Linked DNA regions of Mus musculus: region 2 is linked to region 1. Evidence: chromatin loops called from intact Hi-C (ENCODE). Cell type or tissue: left cerebral cortex. All regions are shown on one strand.

Region 1 (8,000 bases):
AGATATATTAAGTTAAATATAACCCTTATGGGTATCTTGGTTTTGTTTGTACTGTTTTAATAGAGACTAGGTCCCAGTAAATAAGCCAGGCTGGCCTCAGAATTGCTAACTTCCTGCCTCCGTTTCCCTAGACCTGGGATTGCAGATGTGCGCCATCACACCCAGCTCTGGAGCAGAACTTTAATTATTTCTTCTTCTTCTTCTTCTTCTTCTTCTTCTTCTTCTTCTTCTTCTTCTTCTTCTTCTTCTTCTTCTTCTTCTTCCTCCTTCTCCTTCTTCTTCTTCCTTCTTCTTTCTTCTTTCTTCCTCCTCCTCCTCCTTCTTCTTCTTCTTTTTAATTTATTACTTGTGAAGATCCTATTCTGTGAGACATGATCTCACAGCAGACTTCCTGGTCCCCTGGCTCTTTCAATATCTCTGTCCCTGAGCTTTAAGTACAGGCGTTGTGCTGTAGATGGATCCATTGAGGCTGGTCACATAACAGTCAACTGATCTATGCATTTTGACCAGTCGTAGATCTCTGTAATGGTCTCTGTTGCAAAGGGACGTTTCCTTGATCAGGGGTGAGAGTTACACATATGTGTAAGTTTTAGAATGTAGTTAGAAAGTATGCTGGTTTAGTAACGTGTCAGTAGTAGGCTCTCTAAGATCCATGACCTCACGAGCCCACAGACAGCTGTCTAAGGCGTGGTTTCCCTCCTGTTAGATGAGTTACTACCAAGATACCAGTACCACTACCTCACCTTTAAGGATATCTTCCCTAGCTGGGCATGACTGCGTAGGACTGGTTGTCATAGCTGGGCAGGACTGTGAGCTACTTTTCTCCCCTGAAAGCTTGCATAGCACCACTGGCAGTATAAAAGTTAGTACTCAGGAAGGAGTCTTTCAGGCCATATCCAGCTTGTATCTTTCTTGGCGTCTAGGATCTGAAATGCATGGCGTCTTCAGCAATAGGGACGTACCTTCTGCCTCAGGGAGGCCACCAGGGGCAACAGAAGTAGCCTATACAATTTGGGTGGTTTCTTGGGCTACCCTGACCAACAACTGGGACGTGAGTTACTTATGCTTAGTTCTGTCGTTGTCTGTTGTTTGTTTTTATCTATTAAAGCATAATTTTAAAAAGCATTATTAAAGTGAATTCCACCTGCATTACATTTTTAAACATGGGCACTGGAAATGTTTGAATGAAAATGTATCTAGGGCCATTTTATAGACGAAGACACTGAAGGCACAGAGAGTGGATCAGGACAGGAGGCAGCTCCAGGGATCACCACAGTTACACTTTGCAGTTCCTAGGCCTGTGCGGAGAGCTTCCAATTGCTGGTCGTGGTGGGGTGCATTGGAACCTTGCCTCTCTGGTGGAGCCTGCACAGCTGGAGTTCGGGCCCCACCCCTTTCATACAGCCCCGCCCCTTTCTCACAGTCCCACCCCTCTCCCCGACCCCACTCCACCTGCAGCCTCTGGCCCAGGATCCTGTCTCTGAAAAGGGGACTCTCTGCTGGGGGCGTTTGTACTTTTCCTTGCCTTTCGATTTACCTCAACTGCTCTTTGTATGTTCTAGAACACTCCATCCACTTTCTAGTAGATTCTGCATTCTTTCCTTGGGCAAAGCAGTCTAATTAGGAAGATTCTGCAATAGGTGGGAATATTATTAAGGCACTTAGAGGTTCTTAACACCTTCCATGAGCACACTGTCGCCTGTCGCGCCTAATCGCCTTACCGCCATTAGAGTTGCATTAGCAGCCAGACCGAGATTTTGCACTGTGAAAGATCAGTACGTTGAGAAAACTCATAGACTACAGAGCTGAGAGTCACAGCTACAGAGTCAGCTCTACTCTCACTCTTCAGACAGACTCTAGTGTCCTCGATCCCCTCACACTGCCGTTTCACATTCCCAAGCCTGACTTTTCAGTGGGTTTCTAGAACACTGGCCTGAGTGTCTGGACTTGTGCCAGGTAGATGTGGTTCTCCCATTTGCATGCTGGGTAATGGTAGGGCAGTGATGTCATCATGGTTTGCAGACAGTGGCATGGAGGTAGATGCACAACACAGAAGATGAGAGGGACAGGAAGAGATCCTGTCTGCTTGGACCAGAGCAGAAGCCATTCCAGGGATATGGTCTTCTCAAGGTTCCCTCAAGACATGGTGTGTAGTAAGGAAACAGGCTATAGAGTTAGTGTTAACTGTTAACTTCACAGAACCTAGAATCACTTGGGAGACAGGCCTCTGCTTATGCCTCTGGGAGATTATTGTGTTTAATTGAGCTGGAAAGTCCTGCCCACTGTGGGTGGTGCCATTCCCTAGCTGGGATCCTGAGCTGTTAAATAGAGAAAGGGAGTTGGGTATGGCACGTGTCCACTGCTCTCAGCTTTCTGACTTTGAATGTGTTGTCGCTTCAAGCTCCAACTGCCTCCGCTTCCCCACCATGACGGGCCACACCCTGGAACTGTGAGCCAGAATAAACCTGTGTTTCCTTGGGATGTTTTTGTCAGTGTGTTTTGTCACAGCAATAGCAAAATAACTAACACAGGGTCCATGCTTCACGGTGGGGTAAGGAGGGGTCCAAACTGTCTTCTGTACCCTGCCTTAATTAACTACAACCATCTGGCTGCATTCCCACAGGGGTGGAAGAACAGAGAGGCCCTACTGAACTCCCCAAATCATAGACCAGGGCTGCATCTGGCCCGCAGAGCTGGCTCTCCACACTTGATTTATTTTAACTTACTTTAAACTGGTTGCCAAAATTGAAATATCAGGACATTTCACATATAAATCAGGATTCTGTCGTCTTTAACATATCCAGAAGGCTGAGAAGCGCAGCTCACATCCCCGTGAAGGGCACACAGATAACCACTAAGGCCTACACTGGAAGCCCTCCTCTGTGCTAACCTCCCCGTGGGAGGCAGGGGGTGGGTATGGGGGGCTGGCATGGCGCGAGCATGTGGAAACCCGAGTTTGATATTGGGAGGTTTGCTTAATCAATTTTCTGCCTTATTCACTGACGCAGGGTCTCTCCCAGAGCTTGCTGACGTGGTTAATCTCACTGGTCAGCCTGCTTAGGGGATCCCCTATCCTCACCTTCCAAGGCTGAAACTACAAGTGGGACACCACACTCACCCTGTATCGATGTAGGTTTTGAGGATCTGAACTCCGGTCCTCACATTTGCATCGCAAACGCTTTAACCATAGGGCCAGCATTATCCCTTCCCCAGCCCAAGCGTTGGACAGATGAGAACTGAAGCTCAGAGATCACAGGAGAAACCTGCCCCAGACAAGACCGTTGTTAAGACCAGCCCAGACCCACTCCGTGGCCTGGGCTCTAGAACCCCAGTTAGAATCCTTAAACTGCCGGTTCACATGATCTGAGCATGTCCTTCCAAGCAACAATCCCATCCAGAGAGAGTTAGGCCCTGACTCAGACAACCCGGGGATGGCTGCCCTAGTGGCCCCTGCTGCCAAATGCGCATGCTCCGGCCTTGAACGATGACTCTACCTGTGTTCGCTGGCGAGAAAAGCTGTGATAGTTAAGTAGGGAGAAAAGCAATCCACTAACCAGCATTCGTAGTATGGTTCTATTTTTGCTTCAATATATATTTAAACACAGAAAGAGAGATACCCGTGTGTGCAAAGCTGCATAGAAATGAGCCTGGGGGGTGGGGGACAGCAAAATGTTAAAAGTAGCATCGCTGGGCAGTGAGATTCTGGATTCTTTCCACTCTCTTTCTCCTTATAATTTTCTGTTTTGTCTATTTTTTGCCACGAGCATGTACTGCTTTTATATTTGGGGGCGGGTGGAGATTTAAAAAAAAAAGAAATAAAAAAACAACTTAGCTATTTTCACTTTCAGAAATGTGCAATTCACTTTCCGTACTTAGGACAAATCGTGGTTGGTTCTCTAGAGCCACGGGGCGCAGGCAAGGCCCCTGGACCTCGGCTGCTCTGCACTTCCGCAACTGACCGCCAGAGTTGTGAGGGAAGGGGAGGAGCTGTGAGATGCTCCCCCATCTAAAGAGGGTGATTGGGGGCGAGGAGTGGGCAGGGAGGGAGCAGATGGGCGGGTGGGAGGCGTAGGCCTGACTGTGGGGCCGAATGTGCCAAGCAAGGCCCGAGGAGGAGGCTCAGGCTGGTGGTTCTTGCCCATCCACAGCAGCGCACACTCTCTACAAGTCCAGCAGGCTGGACTAAGACTGCTGGGGCGGCCAGCCACTGTCTTCTGTTAAAGCCATTGTCTTCAAGGATAAACTCAAGGACACAGATATTACACACCTAGACAGCCGTTCCAACCAGCGGCCATTGCTCTCATGGCTTGTGTGGTCTGGGTGGTGTAACTAGATGGCCAGAGCTTAGGGATACTTCTGACATTGTTGCCAGACAGGCTGCAGCTCTATGCAGACTACACCAAAGTTCAAAGTCTCTTAAAAGACCCAAGACAGTCTTTTTTTTTTTTTTTTAACTGTGAGCCCTTGTAAAATCAAAAAGTAGGTTACATCCTTCCAGTACATGGTGAAATAGAATAAGTATTTCCATCGTAAGAGAGAGGAATGGGGGCAGAACAAGAAATGAGCAGAACAAAACAAAACCCAACAGAGCAACGCCAAACCCTGTAGCTCTGCGCCAGTGTCCTGAGGACTGTAGAGGCACCGTCTGGGCACCAGTGTGCTTGGACAGGACCCTCCCTACCTCAGTGCAGTCACCTGTAGCACACCTCGTCTCCCTCGTGAGCCACCTCTTCTCCATGATTGTAGACTCCCCCCTACCCCCATGGATATCACATTGTCCTGGTGTCTCCAACATCTTAGGGTCCCCACTGTCACCTGAACTTCACCTTCACAGCCTCACTATACAGTGACCTCCTAGGACCCCCTGCGGGGACGCCAGCCCTACATAGATGTCCTGGCCTCAGACACTTTCCAGAACCTTGGTGCAAGTTTTCATGACCCTTGGATTTGTGTTTGCCTGCGAAACCAAGACCCGTGACAGGTGCAAGACTCTGCTTTCTGTCTGAGATGAAGTTTTGTCCCCTGGAATCATAGCTGCAACACTGTCTGGGTATCTTTGCCACCCAACCAAGGGAAATACTTCCATATGTGCCATTCTGGAGCAGAGATTCTCGGTGGTATTATTCTCATTTTGGGCTCTCTCTTTTCAAATGAATCTACATTTTTTATAAGCGGGAAACCTTCTATGAGTAGAAGTATGCTTATCTCCGTGCAGAGTTCAAGGTTTGCCCTTAATGGTACCTGCTTTATTTAAAACAAAACAACAACAACAACAAAAACAAAAACACCCAACACCCACACTTGTAGCAATCTGCACCCAGTCTGTCTGCCCTGTCAAAGGTTTTAATACCACTCATGCCCACTTCTTACCAAATGGTCCATTCTTCGAATCTCCCTGCTTTGAACTGTCACCATAGCCTCGATAAACACAATGAGCAGCAGCCACGCCACAGCCTGAATGAGATGCTGTCCCTACATTTCTTCTCTCAAACAGTCCAGCTCATTGCTTCTGAGCTCAGCCTCAACCAGATTTTCAGGATGTATAAGGAGGCAGCCACACTCTTCACCAGGACATAAGAGAGTGGCCTTTATCCCAGATTCTGCGTTCTTGTCACACACACACACACACACACACACACACACACAACCTCCTAAGTGCCTTCTCCTCTGCCCACATTTCTCTTGGCATTCCCATCTTCCAGACTCCCACCAGAACAGCCATGATGATATTTAATGGTGTCTCTGGTCGAATCTCCTAACTTTTCCACATTCTGCCTACAAGCCAGTCCCAAAGCCCCATCATAAACCAGCTGGTCAGGTTAGTTGCAGCCACAGCCCCACTCCTGGTAGTAAGTTTCTGTATCAGTTACTTTTCTTATCTGACAGGAACCCGCTTAAGGGAAGGGTTTTATTTTGGTTAATGGGTTTGAGCACACAGTCCTCTGAAGTGTGAAAGGCGTGGGGTTTGAACACACAGTCCTCCGAAGTGTGAAAGGCGTGGCCGACTTCACAGCCTCAGGAAGATGCAGCTGGCACTCCTCTATCTGGATAGACTGGAAAGTGGAGTGCAGGAAATGCTGCTGTTCTGCTCATTTTGTATTCAGCCCAGGACCCCAGCCCCCTGTACAGTGCTACCCACATCCAGGGTGAGGGGCGTACCTCATCCATCAAGCATCTCTGGAAGCATCCTCACAGAGACCCCCAGAGCTGTGTCTCCTAGGTAGCTCCAAATCCAGTCAGGTTGACAGTGAACACGGATGTCGCAGGCTCTAAGGCAGCATAGCCCCCTGAAGCCTACTATTCCTGCAAGTGACCACCAGCAAGACCCTGTGACTCAGAAGTTCCTGGCACTGAAATGGTAACAGAGAAAGGGTGGACGAGGAGGTGGGACAGGCAGAGATGTCGCCTGAGTTAGAGAGGGAGCGCAACTTAGAAGCCCTCACTATTTCAGCATCTGTACATGGAGTGCAACTGAGCTTCAGGCTCTGCCTAGAGAAAAAGGAGAACAATGTTTCTGTCCCAAGTGACAAAGCTGAGGAGATGGGGTACAGCTCTGGGCAGGACAGACACTAAGGCCTTGTCTCCTCCTGGTCAGACTCCTCTCCACTGTGGTCAGGTGACCTGGGGCTTGCTACTCAGCAGCTGAATACAGCGATGCTAGAGGTGAATATACACTGCGTGTCTGTGAAATCCTGCCGGCTGCACACATTCCCACTATATCCTTTCCCTCAGTGGCCTTGGATGAGCCAACAGCCACAGAGACAACATCTTACCAAGAACCCAGGAGGCTGGAGATTGATTCTTTCCTGTCCTACAGTTCAATGTCAGGGAAGCCCACAACCCCGGCACCATCTTGATCTACCTGGTAGAAAGACCTTCATCATCTTGACCCCTGACCCTGACCCTTCACTTAAAGAGCTCAAAGACCACAAGATCATGTTCTATAAGCTGCAAAGTTCATGGTAATTTGTTACACAGCAGGAGATTGCTTATACAAACTTAAAGATTTGCCCAACTTCTCTCTGCTGGGTAGGGCTACCAGAGCTGGCCAATTCAAACACGTGTTGTCCAATTAGTTATAGGTTTCAGTTAACAGAGAACTGTTTTCAATGTAAACATTTCCCATATGATATTTGGCACATACTTACACAAATGCATTACTCATTGCTTAATTGGAAGTCAAATGTAACTTAGTGTCTGGTATTTAATTACCCTACTAGACTCTTGATAAAGATGCCCAACAGATTAGAAAGCTGAATATATGCTATTTCTGCCCACATGGCCTTGTAAGTACTTCCAGGGACCCTAAAAATAATTGTATAGGCGACTTTGGGAAAGTATGGCATGCCTGTACCTTTGTGTGGGTGATTCCCTGCATGTTGGATCTCCAGTACTCCCAGTAGAGGGCTGAAGCCACTGCCCACCCAACCCTCTTCTGTGCTCTGGGAATAAGCCAGCCATGGCCACATAGCTGCTAGAGGCCTGCAGCTCCAGCTCTGGGTGAGTAAGCTACAGTTACCCATGACAGGCATAGGACCCAGTAAATGACAGGGATAGAGAGAAGGAAAGAACAGAATAGAAGGCAGGAATGACAGAAAAAGAAAGAGAAGGAGGAGAACGGAGAGTAGGGAAAGAGGATGCTTGATATCCTCTGCCTCTGCATGTTCGTGCATTGGTGTGCATCCCCCATGGGTACACACACGTGCAACACACACATTCATACGCACGCACACACACATACACACACAATTACAAAAGAAATAACTGGGCCAGCAGGACAGGTCAAGTGAGTAAAGGTACTCGCTGCTAAGCTTGCTGACCTGAGTTAGATCTCTAGGACCTACGAGATGGATGTCCTCTGACTTGACTGTCATACAATTCGGTATATGTACATAGGAGGACAGACACATACACACACAGTACAAATAATTTAAAAACAAAACCAATGTGCCCAGCACCCTGCGATACTTCTGTCCCTTCCAGTCCCCAACTCCCGTTCC
Region 2 (8,000 bases), 150 kb before region 1:
TTAATATCTTTCTCTGTCCGATCCTCACTGGGTATGATGCACGCACTGTCAGCGAACTGTCCCCACTGTCTTTGTTGTTGCCCACAGGAGGAAAAACACACACTTAGGACTAGCATGCGCTTGATTAAATGCATGCAAGCGACAGAACAAGAATCAGTTTGAATCTCAAGCCTAGGCCATGAACCCTGGATCTAGCTTCCAGAGAAGTCTGGCCAGGAAATTCAGTCTCCTATGATCTGAAAAGGGCACAGAGTGGCTGCTTGGGATGCCATCGCTTGCCATGCGCAATGTCTGCTCTTACACCGTGGTGACAGGCTTGGCACCTTCTGGGATTTGTAGCTCTAGGTCTGCTTTCCACAAACATGTGAGACATAGTAGAGAAACCGTGTCTTACCTCACTGCTGGATCTCTGTGTTGGATCGAGTTTTGTCAACTTGACACAGGTAGGATCAGCTGAGAAGGCCCTCAACTGAGAAAATTCCTCTGTCAGATTGGCCCGTGGGCCATTTTCTCTGTTGTGTGATATGTTATGATTTATGGGGGAGGGTCCAGCCCACAATGAGCAGGTCACTCTCGGGCAGGTGGTCCTGGGTTGTATAAAAAAAGCTTGAACAAGCCGTGATGAGCACGCCAGCTCGCGCCTTTCTCCACACCGTCTGCTTCAGCTCCTGACAGGACTTCCCTTCACGGTGGGATGTACGCTGTAGGAGAGAACAACCCCTTGGTGTTTTAACACAGCAATAGAAAGCAAACCAGAGCAGTTACCCAATCTCAAACCTGCCCCGAACCTGAGAACCTGAGGTTGCCCGAAGATTGCATGTGCTGGCTTGCAACTGAGCTGTGCCATCTCGGGCAATTCTGGTGACGAGCAAAGCGGCAAGGGCATTTGAAGTGTGTCACAAAGTGTAGTGACTTGGAAGGGAGCCTGGAGGGACAGCTGGAAACCAAACCAGGGAGTAAGGACTCAGCTTTGCAATGGGTTGTCTGGATGGAGCAATTCACCCTGACCACAAGGGAGAAGCACTTAGGAGGTTCTGCCCTGGCCTGCATTTTCTTTTCTTCATGGGCTCCCATGGTTCCCCACCCCACCCCCACCCCCAGAGTTCTCATAGCTGGGAAAGGAGAGAATGGAGTAGAGGCTCTGTGCAGATTCAAAGCAGGAATTCACCTGGAGGAAGTGGCCCTTGGTCTGGATGCATCAAGGCCAAGTTCAGGAGTGCGTACCCAGCGACTGAAGTCACCTAGTGTGTGGCAGGCACAGCCCGAGGTGCAGGGGCCAAGGAGGACGTGAAACAGCCCTAAAGGGAGACAGCTTGGTTGGGAGTGAAGGGAGCACCTTCAGAGTAGACTCAATGCATTCAGGCTGATGGGAGCTAGGGACATTTGAGGGAGACCTTGACCATGGTGGTGTTTGTCATGACCATGTCTCACTCTAAGCAGCCACCTCCTGAGCTGATATAAAAAGATTGATCACACTGGTGTGTGTGTGTGTGTGTGTGTGTGAGAGAGAGAGAGAGAGAGAGAGAGAGAGAGAGAGAGAGAGAGTTAGTTGAGTCTGGTGGTCATCTTGATTGTCAACTTTATGGGACATAAAGTCACCATGGACATACGCTTTGCTACATCTATGAGGAAGCTTCCAGAAGGTAAAGAGAAGAGATTTACCCTAAATGTGGGTGGCATCACTCCATGGGGTGAGGTACCAGATGAAATAAAAAGGGGAAATCCAGCCAAGCCCCAGTATTCCTCTCTCCCTGCTTCTAGACTACAGATGCAACCTGACCAGCTGATTCTAGCTCCTGACACCCCGACTTCTCTGCCGTCATGGACTGTGTACCCTCAAACCAAAATAGCCCTCTCCTTCAGGTGACTTCAGCCAGATTTATCATCACAGTAGTGAGAAAATTAGTAGAGAAGGAGACTTTAGTTTGAGGCAAATCTAAGTTCAATCTAACCCTGCAAATTAATGTTTTAATTACGTGTATTTGTCTGTGTCTTGAGTGTGGATTCACGCACATGAGTGCAGTGTCTATGGAGGCCACAGGAGGGCGCCAGATCTTTTTGGAGCTGTGATGCAAACTCGAGTCCTCTGCGGGAGCAGTAAGTGCTCTTAATCTGGGCCATCTCTCCAGCCTCAGCTGCACTAGCTTTGCGATTATGTAACCGGTTATTTTAAGTTCACATCAGGACTTACTACTTACTTTATTTACCTCAGCTTATTCTATGAGCAAATTGTACAAACCAATAAAAAACACTGCAGTCTTAGGGCTGAACCTCCAGATCTCTTATAACCTAGGCGGTGAAGAGCCAGATGCAGAATACCCACTGATGAAGTGCCTGAGCCCCAGTCCTGCAGCAGCCACATCAGGCTTCGAGAGAAGGACAGGTCCCCGCCCTTGTGTGGCTGTGTGGAGAGAGGTGATGATGGGGCAGGGGTGGGGGGTGTCTGCAGCCGTAAGCCGGTCAGTTTCACAGAGGAGACTGGCGAGGGATGAACACTGTTTATTCTGTAGGAAGCAGCCAGAGGGCTAGCCTGGGCAGGAGCAGCAGGCTAGAAATTGGTCACCGAGTAGTTCTGACCGTAACAGACTCATCCGGGCTTAGAGATGTTGGTGGAACTGTTCAAGGGACACAGTAGTCAGATCCAAATCCAGGGGAAAATAGGGAGGGAAACACAGCTGAATTCAACGAAGCAAAACCCCAAACGCCATCAACAACAAAAGAGGGTGAACGGGAGCTCCGATGAGATATCGAGGTGCATCGGATGGAAGGCAGAGTCCTCTGCTCTGACTCTCAGAGAAAAGGTCCAGTGCTAACTCTCCATCAGGGACACACCCCAGAGCAAGAGGCGACAGAGGGTGAGCGGGGCGGTGAAGAAGAACACAGGCAGAACAGATATGCGCTTCTCTCAGTGAGCAGGATGCAGGATGAACATAAGCCACCGTCGAAATGTGCATTCAACCTTTGTCAAACCCACAAACCGTCAAGACGACATGGTGGCTGTGAACTTGGCCCTCTAACTATTTCTTGCAGGAGAAGGGCTCTAATGTGACGCTTCTTTGAAGCCACAGTGATAGCTGACAGCCTTTGATGTTCCTCTCAGACTTCACAGATCGAATAAGCAGGTGGTGTAATAAATGTCACTTAGTAAGGATGAATGCAAACACTTCAGAGGAGATGCCCCCATCCCTCGGTCCATAGGACGGCTTCTGCACGGAGCTTCATGCTTGGTTTGAGAGTGGGATACAACAAGCTACAACAAGCGGAAAACCTCCCTCGGAGGGGCTGAAACCAGGAGTTAAAGAAAAAGAGAAACCACACAATTTAAAATGGAGCTGGAGAGCTGGCTCAATGATGAGAGCACTGGCTGGTCTTACAGACGATCAGAGTTCAGTTCCCAGCACCCACATGGAGGCTCACAACTGCCTGTCAATCCAGTTCCAGGGAAGTCTAATGCCCTCTTCTGGCCTCTTTGGGCACTGCACTCTTGTGTACACACCCACATACAGACACACATTCATATCTATAAATGGATGCCCCCTCCAAGGGGCCTGTTTCAAAGCGCTCAGTGAGTCCTTCACCTCCAGTGTACCTTTTGGGATGCTACCCCCTCATCTTCATGCCAACCATTGTGAGCCAGGGCAACTGAGGTAGAAGCCCCTAGTTCTCTATGAGAATAGACATCTTTCTCCTGAGGCCAGATTGGACCCGTGATGCCACCAACTCACCTTGAATCTCAGATTTCTCGGAAAGAACAACAGGTGGGCTTAAACATGGATCAAGAAAGGAAACCATCAAAACTGGCCACAGCTGCTCGCGAGCCACATCTCCACCCCAGTCTCCCCGGAGCTGGTGGGCAGCAGCTTCCCTGGGAGCGGTGTGTGTTTGAATCCATCTAAGCTTTCTGAGTCACTGTTGGGATGGAGAGGAGGAAGGAATGACCCTCTGGGGAGCCCACAGTGGCAATTACTCCAGCCAGGGAGGATATGGTCACGGACTTCAGAGAGAAAGTCACAGGGCAGATTCTCTGCTAACGATGCCAGTATGGGTTGGTTAGGAAATGTCCCCCACGGCTTGTGTGTCTGAATGTTCGGTCCCCAAATGCTGAAGCCTCTCTAGGAAGCCTGTGGAAACCTTAGAGGGTGCAGCCTCACTGGAGAATGTGAACCACTTGGGGTCTGCACTGAGGGTCATAGGCCAGATATACTTCCTGTATGGCCTCTGCTTCCAGTTCCTCTAAGACGTGAGACAGAAGTCACAGCTGAGAGCTACGCAGTGTGTCAAAATAAACCTCTCTTCAAGTCCCTTATTGTTGCTGCTTGGCCACTGCGATGCAGGAAGAAACTAACACAGATGCTTCATGGAGGAACCCAGATCGTCACCCTTATGGTGTCTGTGTCTGTGGGCCTCACAGTACAAGATGGTCTGCACACACCAGAGTGCACCTTCACAGATGCGCTCCCTCAAGGCTACCTCCAGAGGGCGCTCTGCTCCACATCTCAGCCAGCACCGTTTTCCAGAGGCTGCACCCCCAGGCTGCTGAGTTCAGCTGCCAGGGACACCACTCTAGGCTACTCAGTAAAGCTGTATGTGTATTTCACCTATGCCGGGGACATCACCTTCAATACAGTGTGCATCATCTGGCTCTCACCTATGACGGTGCAGTGACTGTGTGAATTTTACCACAATTTAATTAACCTTTGTCTAATCGCTGGGTAGTTGCAGTAGGCAGTTTTAAAACAAATTCTCCTCAACAAGTTTTAGATCAAGGAGATAGCAAAACATTACATTTTAGCTTATTTGGGGTATCAATTTATGGCAACAGCAACATTTTAGAAGCAGCCAAAGCCACATTCAGAGGGAAAGCCGTGTCTTTAAATGTTCTGCATTGCGTGTGAAAAAGAACACACCAATCAGAGCATCTGGTAAGTCAAACAATGAATATCCAAACGGAGCAACGTAACGGATCAGGTGATAAGTGGCTGCATTGTCAGGGATTAAAACAAAACAGTCACTAAGGGAAATAGTCAAGTTGGAGGCAAAGAGTTGGGTATTTCAGGAGACAGAGGCAGTTGGATCTCTGAGCTCAAGGCCAGTCTGGTGGGTATCTGAATGTATGCACGGCCCTAATTTGCCAAAGATCTACATTAACATGTCCATGATTTGAGTCTCACTTTACAATGAGTTTGAACTAGTCTTCATACATTTCATTTCTTAAATTTCATTTGAGCTATATCAGACCCCCAACTAAATCTCTGCACCTACCCCATAGGCCTTGGCTCTCACACAAGCCCACACTGGGCCACACGAGGTCACAAAGGCTGTGGTTTCTTTCTCTGGTGTCACCTCCAGGACACGCAGATTTCTGCTGGCTGGCCCTGACCTGTGAAGGTTTACGAAAGCTCAAGGCTTGTATATAGTTTCCCCTGGGTTTTGGTACCAGAAATGAATGTGTTTTCAACACTAAACTTGGCCAGAATTAGACTTGTTGCCTGGGCCTTGCAACTTTTACTAAAATGGACTTGAGCTTACGTCCAGAGACTAAAGACAGAGCAATTCTCTGCTGCGGGATAAGAATGAAGACAAGCCACAGGCAAAGCCTCAAGCTTGATGGTCACCACACACACATTGAATCTCAGCACTTGAGAAGCGGAGGCAGGAGGATTACAAGTTCAAGGGTGGCCTTGGCTACGCAGGAAGATCTTGTCATGATAAAAAAGAAAACCTTTAAAAGGCAAAGTTAAATTTTAATCCGTGTCTATGTTCAAGATACTGTCGTTTCTGCATAATAGAATTATTGGCACGATGTTTTACAAGTGTGCATTTCATCCTTAACTGCGTATTTGAGTTTAGCTGTTTGCACTTCGTTGTGTGTGAGCCTTGGGTGTATTTGACTAAGTTTTCAATTTTAGAAATGTATAACCATACCCACGTCACTCCAGTTCCAGGAACTGCTTGTGTGTGAGAAAGCTGCTTCCTTCCCCCTTTCTTTCATCTTTAAGAGGGAGGACGGGGTGGGTGGCTGAAGACATGGCTTCACGGTTCAGAGCGGGCGCATCTATAAACTCAGGGTGACTCATGCCCGTGCTGTGCGGTAAACTGTGTTGATTTTTAACCACTGTAGCCATGGTGCTCCACGAGTCCACTCCAGAAACCGATCCCAAATATTTTCCTTATGCATCACATGATGCAAGCCAGCATTAAGCGCGACCTCAGCCTCTCGCTTCATTTTCCACAGAATCTAGATTACTCAACAGGAATAAAAACTCTCCTGTCTCGATGGAAATGAATTTCCTCTTTTAGCCGCAAGTCTCCCTCGAAGGAGTGGGTGACTCAAAACTACTTATGTCATGAGTTCAGGTCCTTAGTGTGTGAGCTGCAGTTTCTTTGTCAATTTAGTTCAAATATACTTGAGATGCTTATGGGGGACCTGGGAGAGGGCTCAGGGGGTAACGGTGCTTGCCAGACGACCATGAGGACCTGGGCACAGATTTCTCAACATTGGAGTAAAAAGCTGGGTTTGCCTGTAACCCTAACACCGTGTGGGGAGGAGACAATGGGGATTGAATCACGGAGCCTGGACAGTAGTCCAGCCAGGCCAGCCAGGAAAATGGCTGGCTCCAAGTTCAATGAGAGCCTTTGTCTCGAGGGAATAAGGTAGGGAGTGACAGAGGAAGATGCCAGATGCTTTCTTCTGGCCTCCTCATGCACACACAAACACACACACACACACACACACGCACACAGCACGCATGCACACACACACACAACATACACACGCCACAAGAATAAATAGAAAGTGTATAGAGCAGCGACCAACCCAAAGCTAAAGCAAAGTTGAGCTGAGCTGCCCACAGTAACTCCATTTTGTCTGAGTGCCTGTTACACTCACCCAGCTGCTCTCTCCAGCCCCAGGGAGCGCATCCTGATCATGGCTATGAGGCAGCTCACCAGCTTAAATGAACGGCTCATGTTGGCCTTGTATTTATGGTGGCCACTACTCTCCTCATGTGGGCATAAGAAAGTAAATTCGAAATTTTAGACCATCAATTGATCTTGGAGATTTCCAGAAACCTTCTAAATTTTATGGCCCATGGCCTCTGCTGGCTTACTTAAAAGATTTCCTACTTATTTTTGAAAAAAAATCTTTTAAAACCTTTTCTTTAAATTTGTAACAAAAATTTTAAAGCTGGCACGATAAAGACTCACCTCTCCCATCGTCTAAGACTATTCCCTTTCTGGGCAGGGATCCCCCACGCTCCTGCTAGCCGCACTGGGAAGCTGGTTTAGTGCCATTGCTAACACTTTCAACGGGACGAATGTTTCTGGCTTTAGTTGACTTCCCCCCCCCCCCCGGGACGGTTGGGAGGGAATTTATTTGGGAGTTCTCAGTATACTGGGTGGATGTGGATGTCTGTGCTGTTCACCGTGTGTCTTTAACTCAATGAATAAGAGAGGAACTTCATTTTTCTTTTCCCTAATAATACAAAACTGCCTTCCTTGTGTACGCTGTGGTCCTGGGTTTCCATCCCTGATCTGCGTTTCCATCAACACTTTGTTACACCCACAGAACTCCTCTATTGTGCATTTAAAACTTTGCCCGCACTCACTGTCAGGTCCTAAAGAAACAAGCCTAGCTCAGAGCCTGTGGTTCCTCCCAGAAGTTTCCATCCTGCCCCCTCCCTTCTCTAGCCCAGAGGCTAAGCTTCCCTCCCCTCCCCTCCCCTCCCCTCCCCTCCCCTCCCCTCTCCTCCCCTTCCCTTCCCTCAGCTCCTCTGATTCCCATAAAACTCAGCCATCTTGGCTGTACACTCTCTTGGTTCTCAGGTGCTCCCTTGGTCTCTTGGCTCCTCTCTTGGCCCTGGCAGGCTCTTTCTTGGCCCCTTGGTTCTCCTCTCCCTCTTGGCTCTTCTCTTCCTTTCTTGCCACCCTCCACTGCCCCCATCCCCATCATGACCATGATCCGGTTCGGCCTGGACCCTTCCAGATGCCTCTGGCTGTTC

Evidence for each region. Hi-C counts contacts between places; a loop is a spot of excess contacts. Peaks named below come from ENCODE experiments on the same cell type or tissue, not always from the same donor. Only the 100,000 strongest peaks of a DNase experiment are listed, where the experiment ranks them.
Region 2: a loop joins it to region 1, with 4 times the contacts of the local background. A loop is called at or near these places in 3 of 42 quality-filtered maps.

The regions. Positions count from the first base shown.
Region 1 is chr2:173,296,882-173,304,881 of GRCm38, reverse strand. No RefSeq gene overlaps it. Among named protein-coding and RNA genes, the nearest start is that of Gm36859, 9.3 kb to the right of the region's middle. In left cerebral cortex, a CTCF peak has its summit at 3,942; DNase peaks (open chromatin) are centred at 2,477 and 3,753; H3K27ac peaks cover 1,602 bases.
Region 2 is chr2:173,450,359-173,458,358 of GRCm38, reverse strand. No RefSeq gene overlaps it. Among named protein-coding and RNA genes, the nearest start is that of Gm14642, 60 kb to the right of the region's middle. In left cerebral cortex, CTCF peaks have their summits at 2,024 (motif pointing right), 3,457 (motif pointing left), 4,470 (motif pointing right) and 6,303; DNase peaks (open chromatin) are centred at 3,371, 4,478, 5,508, 6,101 and 1 more place.